Regions from separate parts of the Mus musculus genome. Here region 2 is linked to region 1. A link is a loop called in an ENCODE intact Hi-C map of the cell type or tissue named here. Cell type or tissue: left cerebral cortex. All regions are shown on one strand.

Region 1 (8,000 bases):
TGGCTCACAACCATCCACAACAAGATCTGACTCCCTCTTCTGGAGTGTCTGAAGACAGCTACAGTGTACTTACATATATTAATAATAAAATAAATCTTTAAAAAAAAAAAAAAGAAAAGAAAATGGAGTATTGGCCTGGCGTGGTGGCGCACGCCTTTAATCCCAGCACTCGGGAGGCAGAGGTAGGCGGATTTCTGAGTTCGAGGCCAGCCTGGTCTACAGAGTGAGTTCCAGGACAGCCAGGGCTATACAGAGAAACCCTGTCTCGAAATCCCAAAGTGGCCGGAACTTGGGGATGAAGCCGAGGTAGGACATTCGGCTGAAAACTCAGCTCACAATCCAGCCTGGGGCTGCAGGTTGGTAACTGGGGGAGTCCCTAACTACTACACTGCAGAACATCCTAGCCGTGGAGGATATACTTACTACTTGTGTTCACTTTCTTCTCTTTTCCTGATATCACCTGTCCACTTTCGCTGGCAGCTTTGGGAACTTGGACAAACATTTCAACCTTTTTACAGTAAGTATAAGGCTAGTGTGCCTTTTGAATAGTTGGACATAAGTTACCTGTGAACTTTGTTATTTGTGCTTCAAAACATAGGCACAACACTGAAGGATCTTTGACTTAAGCCCGAGAGCCCCAGGGCAGATTAGAAGGAAGATTGCACCCCAGAATTGGCTGTTCTTGGGAAAGGAAGGTCCAGGGAGCCTGTGACCTAGTTTTGTTCATCCCTTTTCCTCCACCTCTTAAAGGTAAAGGCCACCTTAGACTATCTCAAAGGGACTTTGTGACTTGGGTTAAAAAGTCAGCTGTTTTCTCAGATAGGAAATGAGAGTGGCCTACTTCTAAAACCAGAAGTTTTACACTTCTTTTTGGGTTTTGGTTTTGTTTATTGTCTTAGGGGCAGAAAAACAGTTTTTAGTGTTGGATGGGGTCCCAGTCAAAAACTCAGGGCCTCTTACATGCTAGGCAGGGACTCTGCCACTGAGCTGTGCTCCCACCCCTGGTGCTGCAGGCTTCACAGGAGCCACTAAGATGCCTGGGAATCACTCTCTATGTTCTGTGAACCAAAATTTTATTCCTGCCAGGCAGTGGTGGCACATGCCTTTAATCCCAGCATTTTCGAGGCAGAGGCAGGCAGATTTCTGAGTTCGAGGCCAGCTTGGTCTATAGAGTGAGTTCCAGGACAGCCAGGGCTATACAGAAAAACCCTGTCTCAAAAAACCTAAAAAAAAAAAAATTTTTTTTTTTTAATTCCTAGCTGGGGGTGGTAGCAGATGCCTTGAATCACAGCACTCGAGAGGCAGAGGTAGATGGATCTCTGAGTTCAAGGTGAGCTTGGTCTATAAAGCAAGTTCCAGGACACACACAGAGAAACTTTGTCTCAAAAAAAAAAAGTAATAAAGGAAATCAATAACCAAATATAGATTTTCTTTTTGTTTTTTAATCTTTTGAACAAGGTCTCACTATGTAGCCCTAGGAATGCACTATGTAGACCAGGCTGGCCTCAAACTCACCATGTAGATCAGGCTGGCCTTGCACTCACAGAGATTCCCTGCTGGGTTAAAGGCCAAGTGCCATCACACGCAGCCTATCTGAGATCTTCTCTCTTGATTTCTCTACCCCAACGGCTCATGAGAGGACACTGAGGAAGCCTTTATTTTTGTGTCTTGTGGGTTTGTTTTCATTTGTTGTGCTGAGGACTGAACTGGGGGACATCTTAGATGCTAAACCTCTGAGCTACACATCCATACTAAGGGCAGGTGTCATTCATTCACTCATTCATTCTTGTGGGGAAGGAAATGCAGGCACACATGTGCGTGGGACAACTTGCAGGGGAAGCCTGTTCCACCATGGATTCCGGGGAATGAAATTAGGACCTCAGAGTTGTACAGCAAGATTTAAAACAACAACAACCACCACCACCTCCACCACCAAACTATTACTCCATCTTTCCATCCCCAAGGAAGGTTTTTTTTTTTTCCCCTGGGACAGAGTTTCTCTGGGTAGCTTTGGCTGTCCTGGACCCAAAGCCTGCGGATGGTTTTAAAGTTCAGTGGGGCACAGTTTCAAACCCACTACACCACGAGAACCCCAGAAAAATGGATATTCTTTCTATCCCTACTCCCATACCCCAAGAGAAAAGGAACAAGGTTGCTGGAAACCATGGAAACTCTCTGTAACACCTTCAAGTAGTGAATATCTTTTCCCAACACCTTCCAAGAGATCAGAGAAGTCAAATCCACAGCCCGAGGTTGTGGAACAGCCCAGGGCCCACAGCGGGAGTGGCTAGATGAGAAACGGAACAGAAGGAGGAATGAGGGGAGGGGATGCCTGCTCGGTCTTCCTAAGCATACCCCTTCCTAGCAGCTGCTTCTGTAGGCTCCCTAATCCCCTTCCCTCACCTCCCTCACCCTATCCTCTGGCCGCCCACCTCTCCTCCACCCATCCCATTCATCAGTAGGAGAGCACCATATTAGTGCAGCGTTTCAGGGCCTGACAGATCCTTTCTGGGTGCCCCCCACATGTAACCACTTAACCCCTAGCACAAAAGGCCATGGTGAATGGGCTTGAAGCCAGTGGCTCGTGCGGAGGGGGAGGTCTCAATAGGATTTGGGGAGCTGGGTGTATAAAGCGCTCTGCTCCAGCAGCCCTCAATGGAGGAGCTGAAGTTAGGCATGTGCCGAGGGGAGGAGCCCGGCAGCTGCATCCCGCCCCTGAACAATGATTTATTCATTCTCTTGGCACGCTCAGAGAAAACAGGCTCCAGGGAACGCGGCCCCACAAATCGCCCTGGGCCTCAGCTAATTCCCACCACCATCACTGAAGTTCAGAGACCTCACTCCCAACCCCCATAATTCACTGCCTAATGCCTGAGGTTCCTCTTCCCTGTCAGGGAGGCTTCTCGAAGCCCTAGGTGGGGATGGAATGGGTCAGGCAGGTCTCCTCAAGTTCCTTCTGGTGCCCATCTCACAGCCTATAGAGACCCATGTATACTCCCCTCCCTAAAGTAAAGAAATAAAATTGCAAGGCGCGGGGAGGGGGGGGGAGAGGACGGGGGGGGGGAAGGCGGGGCAAAAAAAAAAAAAAAAAAAAAAGCAAGGCGCATAGGGTGGCTTGGTTTAGAACTGCCTGCACAGGGTAGGCCAGAGGAAGAAGCAGGGTGTTGAGTGGCTTAATCTAGATAAACTAATAGGCAGCAGGAAAGCCATAAAGGGTCGCTGGGTAAAGTGCGGGCTGCTAGCCAAAAGTTTTGTTCTTGCTGTCCCCACTCTTCTGCCAACTCACATTCCTGCAGCAGAATCTCTGGAAATGGTGGGGATTGAGAACCATAATAAAAATGGGTAAGGTCGCCGGGCAGTGGTGGCACACGCCTTTAATTCCAGCACTTGGGAGGCAGAGGCAGGCGGATTTCTGAGTTCGAGGACAGCCTGGTCTACGGAGTGGGTTCAAGGACACAGAGAAACCCTGTCTTGGAAAAAAAAAAAAAAAGTAAGCTCTAGGTAGACACGGTCGCCCGGGCTCCACGGAAAGAACCAATCCAATAAATAAATAAATAAATAAATAAATAAAACGTCACGTTTGTATCCCTTTTCATTCCTGAGGAATTCAATCTGTGAGCCCTTGAGGATGCTAGCCTTGGAGGTCATCAGAAAAGATGGGATTTCAGTGTTGGTGATGTTGATGGTCAGACAAGTAGTTTCTTTCTTTTTTTAAAAAAATTATTTTGCCTGCATGTATGTATGTCCCCTCTGTGAGTGCCTGATGTTTGGCTTTATAGTTGAAACCCTATCTCATAATATCAAGTACCCTTTGGTACTTGATATTATGGGTCAAAGGAGGGTTGTGAGCTGCCCTGTGGATGCTGAGAATTGAACCTGGGTCCTCTGTAAGAACATTCAGTGCTCTCAACCACCGAGCCATCTTTCTATCCCCAAGACCGGTAGCTTCAAAAACAAAATTATGACAAGCAAACCTGCCTTCCTGCCTTCATAGCTCATGTCACCAGGGCCAGACATTTAAAAAAATCATAATAAATAAAACTAAAAAAAAAAAAAATCAATAATGTTAGCAGAACAGGAGTGTCAGGTTGATGTGACCATCCTCAGACTGGCCCCTGGGCCTCTGAGCTCCAAGCTTGTAATTACCTTGTCACACAGAAAACAAATCTACTGTGGGCCTTCCCAGTGAGAGGTGGGAGAGCCCAGGCAAGGAGGTCGCCCAGTTGGGAAGGGGAGGAAAAAACAGGAAGACTGATTGATGCTCAGTGCTGGAGGCAAAGAGAGCTTGAAACTGACAAGCTAAAGCCTAGAGAACTCAGAAAGTTTTCTTCCTTCAGAAGGGCCCACACACCAGGGGAGAGGACACAGTGACGAGGATGGGACCCCTTCCTGGAAGCCTCAATGAGGTGATTACTAAGAGGCTGCTGCCCTCTGGTGGGCAAAAAGAGAACCCTCAACGCCACCAACGCTGAAATCATACCTTTTCCAGTGACCTCCAAGGCTAACATCCTCACAGCTTTAATTCCTCAGGAACGAAGGTGATAGATACAGAGTGTAGCACTCACTCGGAATGCTTACTAGGAAGTTCTTTTTGCAATGGCATGGAGTCACCAACCTTTAATCCTAGAACCCAGGAGGTAGAGCTAGGGGGATCTGTAAGACTACGTGGTCTGTGTAGTGAAGCTTGATCTCAAAAACAAACAAACAAAAAAGTGCCCTTGCTCTTTGACTGGGGGTGTACCAGAGCAATGCCTCAGCCCTGCATGGTAGTGCATGGTGCAAAGCTGTAATCCCAGCACTCAGAGAGCAGAGGAAGGAGGATCAAAAGTTTATAGCAAGTTCCAGGCTGGTGGGATGGCTCAGTGGTTAAGAGCGCCACCTGTTCTTCCAAAGGTCCCGAGTTCAAATCCCAGCAACCACATGGTGGCTCACAACCACCTGTAGGGAAATCTGATGCCCTCTTCTGGAGTATCTGAGGATACTACAGTGTACTTAGTTAGTGTTTTTTTTAAAAAAGTTTATAGTAAGTTCCAAGCCAGCCCAGGCAACATGAGACTCTACATCAAGCACACCAACAGGCAACCCCAGTTCCCAGTGAGATATTGGGCTCAGTAGCCGTGAAAACAGGAAAGAAACAGGATCAGGCAAAGGAAGCTGGGTGGTAACTTAAGCCTGTGGCAGTCTCAGGTCCCCATAGGAGCTCAGAGCTTAGAATGGCTCTTCTGAGTTGTCCCTACCTGATCTGAGCGGCCATGCCTTTATACACCCTGTCACCACTGCAAGGTGGTGTGGAAAGAGACCGGACCTTGCAGGGTGCCCTGTGGCTGAGACAAGTCTCAAAGGGTGAACACAGGAAGCTGTCCTCAGAAAGTTCCCAGCAGTAAAGCTTTTAGGGATGGGTTCACCCCACACACCAGAGCTGCTCACCAAACGTGTTAAATCGACCATAGGTTCAGCTTGAGCTACAAGCTCTGGGCTCCAGGCTCAGCGGGACAGTGTATCAGTCCCAGTTACTGGCCTGCTATGCTCTGAGCCTTGGGGACGCTCAGGCGAGCTTAATATTTAGATTGTGAACTCATTCACCCAGCTACCATTCACTGAGATTTCCTGGGCCAGGCCTGGAGGCAGACAATTTCCATTTTTTCTATTTAATCCTCACAACTGTGGAGCGAGCATTAAGTCAGATTATTCAGATGAGATCAAGTTATTAAGTGGCTTTCACAGTCCAATGACACTTTAAAAAATGATACTCACAATGGGACAAGTGTTATTTCTGCTGTCAAGGATTCTTCAGGCCACAAAAGGCCTTGGCTCTGTTCTGCCTGTGTGTGCCCTCTGAATAGGATGGTTTGAGGTTTGCAGTCAGAGCATAGCCTCGGCTGTAGCTAAGAGCTCTGTTCCACAGGCCCTGGCTTCAGCTCTTTCCTAACAGTGCCACTTCCCAAAGGTAAGAGAGCCACAGACTGGCATAAGTCACTGACAGCCAGGAGGAAGCAAGGGTCTGCATTCCAGAAACCCCTCAGCTCCCTGTATCTCTCGCTGATCTCTCTGTTCTGTATAATATGACAAAGACTGGGGAAAGAAAGCCATCAGCTGCTGCTGTGACAGCCCTGACTTGTTTTCATTCTTGGTCAATTAAGCCTTTCCGACCCTGGTAGTGTGCCTTTGTAAATCCAGAACTTGGGAAGCAGAGGCAGGTGTGGGAGTGTGAGGCTAGCCTGGGCTACACAGGAGACCATCTCAAAAAACAAAACCAGAACCTTTCAGCACACCCAGGCATCAACAGCAAGTAGTTTCCTCATTTTAGTTTCAATTAAGACGAGGGGAGGGATATTATAATTTCTTTCTGAAAATGACTGGAGACATTTACTCAATACTTCTCTCCTCCTCACTACACACACACACACACACACACACACACACACACACACACACACACAGAGTCTTCCCTCCTGGGCTCCCAGAACCTAATTTTTCACGTTTAGAAAACCCAGATGATTTTTGCCTGGGTCCATCTGGTTTTCCAAATAACCTGTCTTTTTGATAAATAACGTAAGTTAAATTAGACAAGACAAACAAAGAGAGGGGCGAACAAACAGCTTTCCCCCCTTCTCTCAGCCTCTGAGAAAAAGAGGGGGCTGAAAAGCCCAAAGCACAGTGCATGCCCAACCAGGCCCCAACACTTTCAACCCTCTGGACTGGGCCCAGTACTTCCCCAGCCTGGAGCCAGGGGCAGCTCTGTCACCCCACTGCTGGCCTGCTAGACCACCAGTCATAAGAAAACCCACCACATGCAGTGTTTCATCTGAACATTAGCAAAGAACCCAAGTGTTCGACCCCAAAGCTTCCTCCAATCACCCTTAGGCTGTGGCTACTTCAGAAGCCTCTTCTCATTATGTACCCCACCGCAGGGAAGGACGAGATCAATACACTGAAAATGAAAAACCTTTAAGGTGAGAGAAGATGGGAAGAAAGAGGGGACTGGCGGGCCACGGGTAAAACTAAGATGCTACAACTAAGAGACTGCCTTGTTCTCAAAAGGTTGGGAGACTGACGCCAGCTACACACAAAGCCAGGCCTATCTCCCTGGTTCACTGGGAGAGCCCTGGCAATACCCATAGGCCTCCATTCCTACACCTGTCAATGATTCAATACAGCACTGTCATTGGCTGCTGGATCAGCCCCATGGGCTGGGAGACTGAAGAGCTTTGCTGAGGGTGGCTTCCTCTACCCACAGCGCACCCAGGCATCAGCCCTAGCCCTTCCTGAGCAGCGTGTTAGATATGCAGTGTTAAATATGTATAATCATGCCACATTCCATTATACCTTTAGACCAACCATAGCCCAGTGAGCTGCATAGTTAGTGTCCATGAGCATCCTCTGGTTGCTGGGTAAAGTCTAGAGAATGATTTAATCTAAGGTCACACCACTTGTAAGCTAGAGTCTCACAGTCATCTCTACTACTCCATCCTACACTGGAAAGCTTTGTAAGCCAGCCAGGCATGGTGGCTCACACCCTTATCCTGACACTGTGGAGGCTAAGAGAGGAGTGCAGTAAGTTTAAAGCTAGCCAAAGCTACACAGCGAGTCTAGGCCAGCTATATTGGGCTATACTGTTACATTCTTACCTCAAAAATACAAAAACAGGAGACCTGACTGATGGCTTAGGTAGTTCACAGCCGGCATGTGGGTGCTGGGAACCAAACTCATGAAGTGTTCTTAACTGCTGAGCCTGATTAGCAGGTTAGTGGTGGCGCACGCCTTTAATCCCAGCACTTGGGAGGCAGAGGCAGGCGGATTTCTGAGTTCGAGGCCAGCCTGGTCTATAGAGTGAGTTCCAGGACAGCCAGGGCTACACAGAGAAACCCTGTCTCGAAAAAAACTAAAAAAAAAAAAAAAAAAAACCAAACAAAAAACAAACAAAAACTAAAAAAAAAAATTTACACGTATGTATGTATGTATGTATGTATGTATGTATATGAGTACTCTGTTTGCATGTA
Region 2 (8,000 bases), 140 kb before region 1:
CCAGATCACACTGGGAATTGTTAAAACAGATTGCTGGACTCCACTGCAGAGTTGCTGAGTCAGAGGTTCTGAGGTAGAGCCCAAGAACTGGCATTTCTAACAAGTCCCCAAATGTCACTCACTGGCAATGAGGGACTAGGTCTATGAGAAAGAGAGTAAGGAAGCTTCAGGCTCAGAGAAAGGGGGCCACGTGTTCTCTGAGGCACCCGCTCAGTCTCTTCCATGCCGGGTGCTGATTGATTCTAAGTAGAAACACTCAGGCTTTGGTGTGGTGTTTCATGCCTGTGATCCCAGCACTTTTGCAGCGGAAGCAGAAAGTTCATGAGTTCTAGGCTAGCCTGAGCGACATAGTGACACCCTATTTCATAAGCAAAAACAAACACAATCACAAACAAAGAAAATTGGCAAGGTTTAAAGTTGAAGCATGGGGTATCATTTATGGTGCTACAGAATTCAGGAGGATAAGCAGGTAAGGATTGGGATGGCAGGAAAGATGTGAGTTCAGTTTCTCTTGCAAACTTTGAATAGCTTCAGGAGATGTCTGCGGGAAGCGGGTGCGCCCGCCCGGCAGGCCCGTGAAACCCACTCGGTTACTGCCTTGCCCGAGCATGCGCAGTGAGGCTGCATGCGTGGGCTGCAAACTTTGAATAGCTGCAGGAGATGTCCTAAGGCAGAGGCTTTCAACCTTCCAGGTACTGTGACCACTTAGTAATACAGTTCCTCATGTTGTGGTGACCACCCCAATCATAATTTTTTTTTAAAGTATAGAATAGTTAATTCAGGGCATGGGGAGGGAAGTTGAGAGGGTAATGGGGAGGGGGGAACAGGAGGGAGAGGACAGAGAGAGCAAGAAGACCCATAAAATTGTTTTATTGCTACTTAAATAACTGTAATTTGGCTACTGTTATGAGTTATAGTGTAAATATTTGTGTTTGCTGATGGTGCAACCCCTGTGAAAGCATCATTTGATGCCCCTAAAGGGGTCACAACCACAGGTTGAGAACTGCCGTCCTCGGGGATAGTTCAGTTGGCATCAGTGTGTATGCTTTTGGGTTTCTAATCAGATTGACAGACTGGGAAGGACACATTTGGGGGTAACAGGGAGACAAATGGTCATTAGACTTGGGAGGGCAATGAGCTTGGGCCTGAATTGGGGGGGGGGGCTGATGAAATGGTTTAGCAGGTAGAGGCACTTGATACCAAGCCTGGTGACCTGAGTTCAATCCCCAGAACCCACGGTATGAAAAGAAAGAACCAAGTCCTCATGTTGTCCTCTGACCTCCACGTGTGCATGTGTATGCACACGCACACACACACACACACACACACACACAGAGGGGGGGGAGTTTAGAAATAATGTAGACAGGAAGAGACAGAAGCTGCTAAGCCTGAACAACTAACATTAAGAATGGATTTCTTGGGGGCTGGAGAGATGGCTTAATGGTTGGGTGCACTGGCTGCTCTTCCAGAGGACCTGGGCTCAGTTCCCAGCTCCCACATGACAGCTCACAACTGTCTGCTGATGATGAGAGGAGGTGAAAATACAAAGGAAAGCGGGCAGAGTAAGAGGAGCTGGTGGCAAGTGTGAGGGAAGCCAGTGAGGCAGAGACAGAGCCCATCCCGGCCCGCCCGGCAGAAGAGCAGAGGGGAGGGTCCTCAAGCTAGGTCCAGGCATCATTCGCATCCCTCATCGTGGTTTCTGGACCTTCCCCACAGGAGTCTACCAACTTGTGAGCAATGCACTGACATCTATCTCTGAGACTCATTTCAGACGTCTCACGACTGAGGTCAAGGGTCTAGGGTGAGGGAAGCAGGCACAGACATGGATAACAAACACACACTCACACCAGATCTTAGATGCATCCTGAGGAGGAAAGCTGCACAGCTGTGGATAACAAAGTCAAACTCACACCAGATCTTAGATCTGTCCTGAAGAGAAAGGCTTCACAGCTGCCCCCATCTGCCTCCCCCGCCATCATAGCTGCTGGTTCCGGCCTCTGGGAAGCTCTCAGGGATGAATCCTCGGATACTAGCTAGTTTCATCCTCTCCTCACAGCCCCCACAGCCCCATCCCATGTGTCATGGCTGAAAGAAATCCAGCCTCGGCTTCGTTCTAGCCATGTGCCATCTAGAACATAGGTTAATGTTCTAATCTCTCAATGGTATCACTTTTACCTTCTCATCTGTTTCTTCACCAGAAAGAAACAGAAGGTGGCAGCGATTCCTCTCCACTAGTTTTTGTTGCAGAAACAGAACTTGGAGAGGAAGCCAGACTTGTCCAGAATTACACAGCCTCTGAGGAGTGAGACTAAATTTTAAATGCCTGAGTCCAAGACAGGAAAGAATAATGATCCTGAGAACAGAGAAGGGCCACCCCAGCACTGCCACTGAACTAGTTGTTTGACCATAGGCCAGTAAGTCACCTAGCCTCTCTGTGCCTTGTTCCTCACTTGAAAATGAGGGTGACAAAGGACTTGGTGAGTTAGGAGACTCCATATTAACGGTGTGTGGTGAGTGGGCACCGTGACCATTTCTATCCCCTCCCTATTTTCAACATGAAAAAGAAAACATCTTTCTGCTTTTTATTAAGATTTATTTATTTTATGTGAGTATATTTTTGCTGTCTTCAGACACACCAGAAGAGGGCATATGATCTCATTACAGATGGTTGTGAGCCACCACATGGCGGCTGGGAATTGAACTCGGGATCTGTGGAAGAGCAGTCAGTGCTCTTAACCACTGAGCCATCTCTCCAGCCCTCTGCTTTTTAAATTCTCATTGTCATTAGGATTTCTCTCACTTGCCTTTTCTTAATCCCCATCTCTGCTTCTTAGGACAGACGGGTTAAATTTTGGAAGAAAGAAAAGGGATTGGTAGTGGTCATTAGGGCATGTTTGACAGAGAGAAAGAGAGAGAGAGAGAGAGAGAGAGAGAGAGAGCACCTGCCATGGTGATGGTGACACACAAATGCGTAGACTGTGCCTAGGTGTGACAATGCACCCCTTCCACCCTGTGTCAGTATTTTGGCCTCTTCTTAAGTGCAGATCATGCCAGACTCCTACTCTCTGTGCCTAGGTGGTGTCCTCAGCATCCAAGGATCCTGGCTTGGCATTGAGGATTACCAGCTTAGAAAGTCTGAGAGAAGTCAGCATTTTCAGAGCGTTTTTTGGATCCAAAACCATGAAAGAGAGGTTGCTAACACCCCCTCTCTCATTCTCTCTCTCTCTCTCTCTCTCTCTCTCTCTCTCTCTCTCTCACACACACACACACACACACACACGCACACACACACTGACACAAGTATGCACATAAACTGATGGGCTTGAGTTTGCCACTCACCGGTGTATTCCACACTCACCCTTGGGTGGTCAGAGAAAAGACCATTTAACAGGGAAGAAAGCTGATACCAGAAACAAGGAATGCTTTGCTCAAACTCAAAGGCGAACGCGTACATTTGTTTAAGCATTAATTTTAAAAGATTTAGAAGGGAGTGGCGAGATCGTTTATTGGGTTAATTCATTGACCACGAAGCCTCAAGACCTGAGTTCGAACCTTCAGGACCCACAGGATGGAAGCAAATAACTGACTACTGCAAGTTGTCCTCTGACCCGCACATCGGGCACACGGGTGAGCCCTTCCACTAAATAAGTTAATGTAATAAGCAAATGTAAAGAGAAAATTCACAGACCCGAGCGAACACAGACCCCTGAGTTGCATTCCAGCCTCGAATCCCATTTGATCGCAGCTGCAAGCTTGGAGGCCAGAAGGAGCTCACATCAGCTGGACTCGAATTCATTCACTCCTCACCCCACCGGTTCCCACCAGAGCCACGCCTCCCTTTCCGCAGCCAAGGGAAAAGGCTGAGATAGGCCATAGCTTGTCTCTTTAATGCGCGCCCCCAGAGGCCCGAGCGCGCCCCCGCCGCTATAACTAGAGTGCATGGAGCAGGCTGAGCTCAGAGGGCGGGCGCTGGGCACCCGTTGCCCGACTTTTTTCCAAGTGCCATCAGCTCCCGTCTGGCCCATTTCCATGGACGCTCCCGCAGGCGTCCCCCGCTGAGTACCCCGTACCTTCTGGACTCCCGGCAGACTTACCCCCAGCTTCCAGACGGTGATCCCCGTGGGCTGTAAGGGCTCCCGGCTCTCGCCTCGCCGTCGAACGAGGGCTGTGTCTCCGCCACACCTCACGCCCCACACTACCCGCCCCATGTTGGTGCACACATACTCCGCCATGGTGAGTAGACTCGGGTCCCGGGCACACTGGGCAGAGGGCATCGAGGAGCCTGGCTGCTGAAGCCTCCAAACCTTCTGCCCCCCACCCCCGCGCCAACGAAATCGCGAAGGTAGGGGACCGTAGGGCCTCTTGGCAGCCCAGGAAGTGGTGGCAGAGACCCGTACGTGGTTGGTCTCCAGCCTGGGGCCGCGGCGCCCGCGGGGCCAACGCCGGTGGACAGCTGCAGGACACCCGCGAGCTGGAGGGGACCTGGCGGGCTGGTGTCTTTTCGGCCGCTCATGGGTCACCTAACGCACGCCTCCCCTTCTGCAGGAGCGCCCCGACGGGCTGGGCGCAGCGGCTGGCGGGACCCGCCTGTCGTCCCTGCCCCAGGCGGCCTACGGGCCCGCGCCGCCACTGTGTCACACTCCCGCCGCCTCTGCCACCGCGGACTATCATCCTCCTTACTTCCCGCCGCCCTACCCTCAGGCGCCGCTGCCCTACGGCCAGGGTCCCGACGCCACCGCTGCCTTTCCGCACCTCGCCGCTGACCCCTACGGCGGCCTAGCGCCCCTGGCGCAGCCGCAGCCCCCGCAGGCCGCCTGGGCCGCACCCCGTGCGGCCGCCCGCGCCCACGACGAGCCGCCGGGCCTGCTGGCGCCACCCGCCCGCGCTCTGGGTCTCGACCCGCGCCGAGACTACGCCGCCGCGGTTCCCCGGCTCCTGCACAGCCTGGCCGACGGCGCGCACGGCCTGGCCGATGCTCCCCTCGGTCTTCCAGGATTGGCGGAGCCGCCCGGTCTGGAGGAATTGCAGGTAAGCCCAGAGTGAGCCACGGTGGGTCCCGATGGGCAGCGATTTAGCATCCTGGCTGGAAACAAAAAAGTAACAAAAGTAGGAGCCCGGCTCTTCTCCCAGGTGCAACTTTCCATCTCTGCCGCTAACAGGGAGTCTTCCGTTAGATGCTGTCTGGCCAAAAGATGGCCTCGAACTGTGCCTGGGTGGCAGCAGCCCTCGTGGAATCACTTCTTTCTCTCCCCACTGTAGGGTTGAGCCATGGTGGGCATCCATACCCAGTCCCAGTCCGCAGGGGCAACCTGGGCCGGGGTTAGGAGAGGCACAGGAGTGGTCTATCTAAGGCAAGGCAATCATCCAGGCAGTGCTGCAGCTTAGACGCATATGGTGCTGAGCCCAGGCTATTCCTGGTCACGCCTGTCCCCCGGTAGCCGCCTCAGGCAGCCGGTGGTACGCGTAGGGCGGAGCAGACATGGACTAGGGGTAGCTGGGCGACTAGGTCCATACGGACCCTCACTGCCATCCTCTTCTATTTGCAGGCGATAGATGACCCTGGAATGAGCCTCCTGGACCAATCGGTGATCAAGAAAGGTAAGGAATGGTGTGCGACTTCCAGGGCAGAGTCAGGCCCTGGGTGCTCAGACCCATTTTCTTTCTCCCTGGCTGTTGTTTCCTGTGCGTCGCCCGGCTGCGTGGCCACGGAACATCCTTCCTCGCCCAGGAGAGAGGCCATGGCGCTAGCTGGATAATTTGACTCAGGACTTTGCCGCCTGAGGTGGGCTCGCACTACCTAGGCTGCAGCTGCTTGGCCTCTCCTCTCTGAAGGAAGGGCGTTCTTGTGGATCTGGAGTCGATTTGCAGAACGAGTTAAACCACTTCCCTGTTTCCTAAGAAATGGGAAAGGGAGCACTGTTGCCACAGATTTTGTTCAATGGTTTCCACTTTTATTGAGCTTTAACATTTTGGAGCCTGGCAAATGCTTTCTGTTCCTTTCTTCTCAGCAGACCGGGGCGGGGAGGGAGGTGCTTCCATTTCCCCTCACCTCCCAGGGCAGAGGATTTTCTTTAAAAGCATTTAGGATTAGAAGAGATGACTAGCTTGGGACGGGCTGTGTGCTCCTGGAAAGGTCTGCTGCTTCCAGGACTGTCTGTGTCTCTGAGCTTAGGGTCCTGTGCACACTCTATGTTCCTTTTCTAGGCAGCAGTGTTTCTTGGGGTGTGTTTGCTGCTGTGACTGTATTCGTGATTTGTATCTGTGGGTGTTGTGATATAGTTTCTATTTGGGGGCTTCTCTGAATACCTAACGTGTGTTCTGGAATTTGTCGTTTGGTATTTGAGGTGTTCTAAGAATGTGAGGGCCTCTCCTTGGTCCGTTGGTTGTTGTTGCTGCTGCTGTTGTTGTTTGCCTCCATATTTGTTTGTCTTTTGAATTAGTCAAAGGCAGGAGTGGGAGACACCCCTTGAGTAGAGTTAGTAGAGTTTTGGGTCTGAAGACCGAGTTCTAACCATGCCTAGGAAAGGTAAGACAGAGGCAAATTAGACAGAAGCAGAGACCCAGACCTTGGGCAAGCTTCTTAGAATTGGGGTGGGTGCCCAAAGGAATTCAGAGGCTCATGGGAGCCTGTAGCGCCCAAGGGCAGGCACACCTCCCGCAGGATTTGGCTGGAGCTGTTTTTCAAACAAGTGAATTCAAGCCCAGGCTGTTTGCCCTGCCTAGGTTCTCAGGGGAGGCTTGTGGTGGGAGTGGAGCTGGTACAAGGGGCTGGACTTCCAGAACTAGAGCTAGGTATGGAGTTCAGGAGATTAGCGAACACACCTCCCAGAACTTGGTGAGGGATGTCTCCAGGAATCTGGGACTCTCAGGGAGTACAGGGAAGAAGAGGCCCATGACCCACCTCACCAGCGCATTGCTAGCTGCACTTTGTTGGGTTCCTGAACAGCTCTTGTTTTGACCCAGTCGAAGGGAAAGTTGGATTTGCCACTGGGCTCTTTGCAAATCCTCCAGATTCTGGCTCCTGTCCAGGCTTAAGGGCAGAGAACCCAGGTTCATTGACTCCCTAGAGAGACCCAAGCTCTACGTTTTAGGAAGGCACTCCAGTATCCCAAGGCAGAAGAATCTACTGTTGATCTGAGTGCTTTAGGTCTTGAGAGTTCCTTGTAGGTTCCCGGGGCTTGCCCAGACCCCAAAGTGCACACCGGGGAATGAGTTGAAGCACTCTCAGAAACTAAATCAGTCTGAGGCACTGCAGCAACTGTGGGAAGGGAGGGAACAGCCCGGGACAACCTGCGGAAAGAGGAGCCTGGATCCACGGCAAGCTTGGAGATCTGCTATCCAGCGGGCCTCTGAAAGAGAAAAGGGGTCCAATGCCCTGGGATAGCGGGCTCCCACGACCCACCCCAAGAGGAGCGGCTTTGGCGAGTCAGGCAGCTCTACCACCAGACCATGTTCCCTGGGAGAGCCTCGCAACACGCAGGTTTTTTTGTTTGTTCGGGTTTTGTTTTTTTTATTTTTGCCGGGTTCTAAACGGTGAACGTCGGACTCGACGCTTCGCCAGGTGGGTGGCCATAGGTGACAGGTTAGCTACTGCTGTTGGTACTCAGGCCCTTTCAACGTTATCGGGCGCTTTCTGAAGACTCTGGACACTGTTTTCTATGGTGAGCGACCGCCCACCGCCCAAACCCAACCTTGGCGAAAGAAACTCCCGCCTTGGTGAAAGAAACTCCCGCCTTGGAACCCTGAAGCGTCTCGGCGTGAAGGGACCTTGCGCCGCTAGGACTTGGGGTCCAGCACAGGAAACCCTTGCAGCCTCGGGTCCCCCAGCAGAAGAGACCCTCCTCCTAGGGATGTAGGGAAGCTTCGGGTGTCCATCTCACCAATATCGCATGGCACCGGAGCCTGGACAGCCTCACAGCCCAGATCTGCACATCTCCACGGACTACAGGCACTTGTCCTGGACCGGAGGAGGTAGGGGCGTCCCCGCCGCTCCACCCCAT

Evidence for each region. A loop is a pair of places that touch in the nucleus more often than their neighbours do. Peaks named below come from ENCODE experiments on the same cell type or tissue, not always from the same donor. Only the 100,000 strongest peaks of a DNase experiment are listed, where the experiment ranks them.
Region 2: it touches region 1 in a loop (7-fold over the local background); 33 of 42 quality-filtered maps call a loop at or near these places.

What each region holds. Positions count from the first base shown.
Region 1 is chr4:126,597,008-126,605,007 of GRCm38, reverse strand. No RefSeq gene overlaps it. Among named protein-coding and RNA genes, the nearest start is that of 5730409E04Rik, 8.8 kb to the left of the region's middle. In left cerebral cortex, a CTCF peak has its summit at 4,437 (motif pointing left); DNase peaks (open chromatin) are centred at 2,684 and 4,426.
Region 2 is chr4:126,732,198-126,740,197 of GRCm38, reverse strand. Tfap2e (transcription factor AP-2, epsilon) reads left to right here and starts at 3,929. Exons shown (of 7, transcript NM_198960.2): 1 at 3,929-4,233; 2 at 4,546-5,028; 3 at 5,547-5,598. The coding sequence starts at 4,207. In left cerebral cortex, no CTCF peak of the experiment used is centred here; no DNase peak of the experiment used is centred here.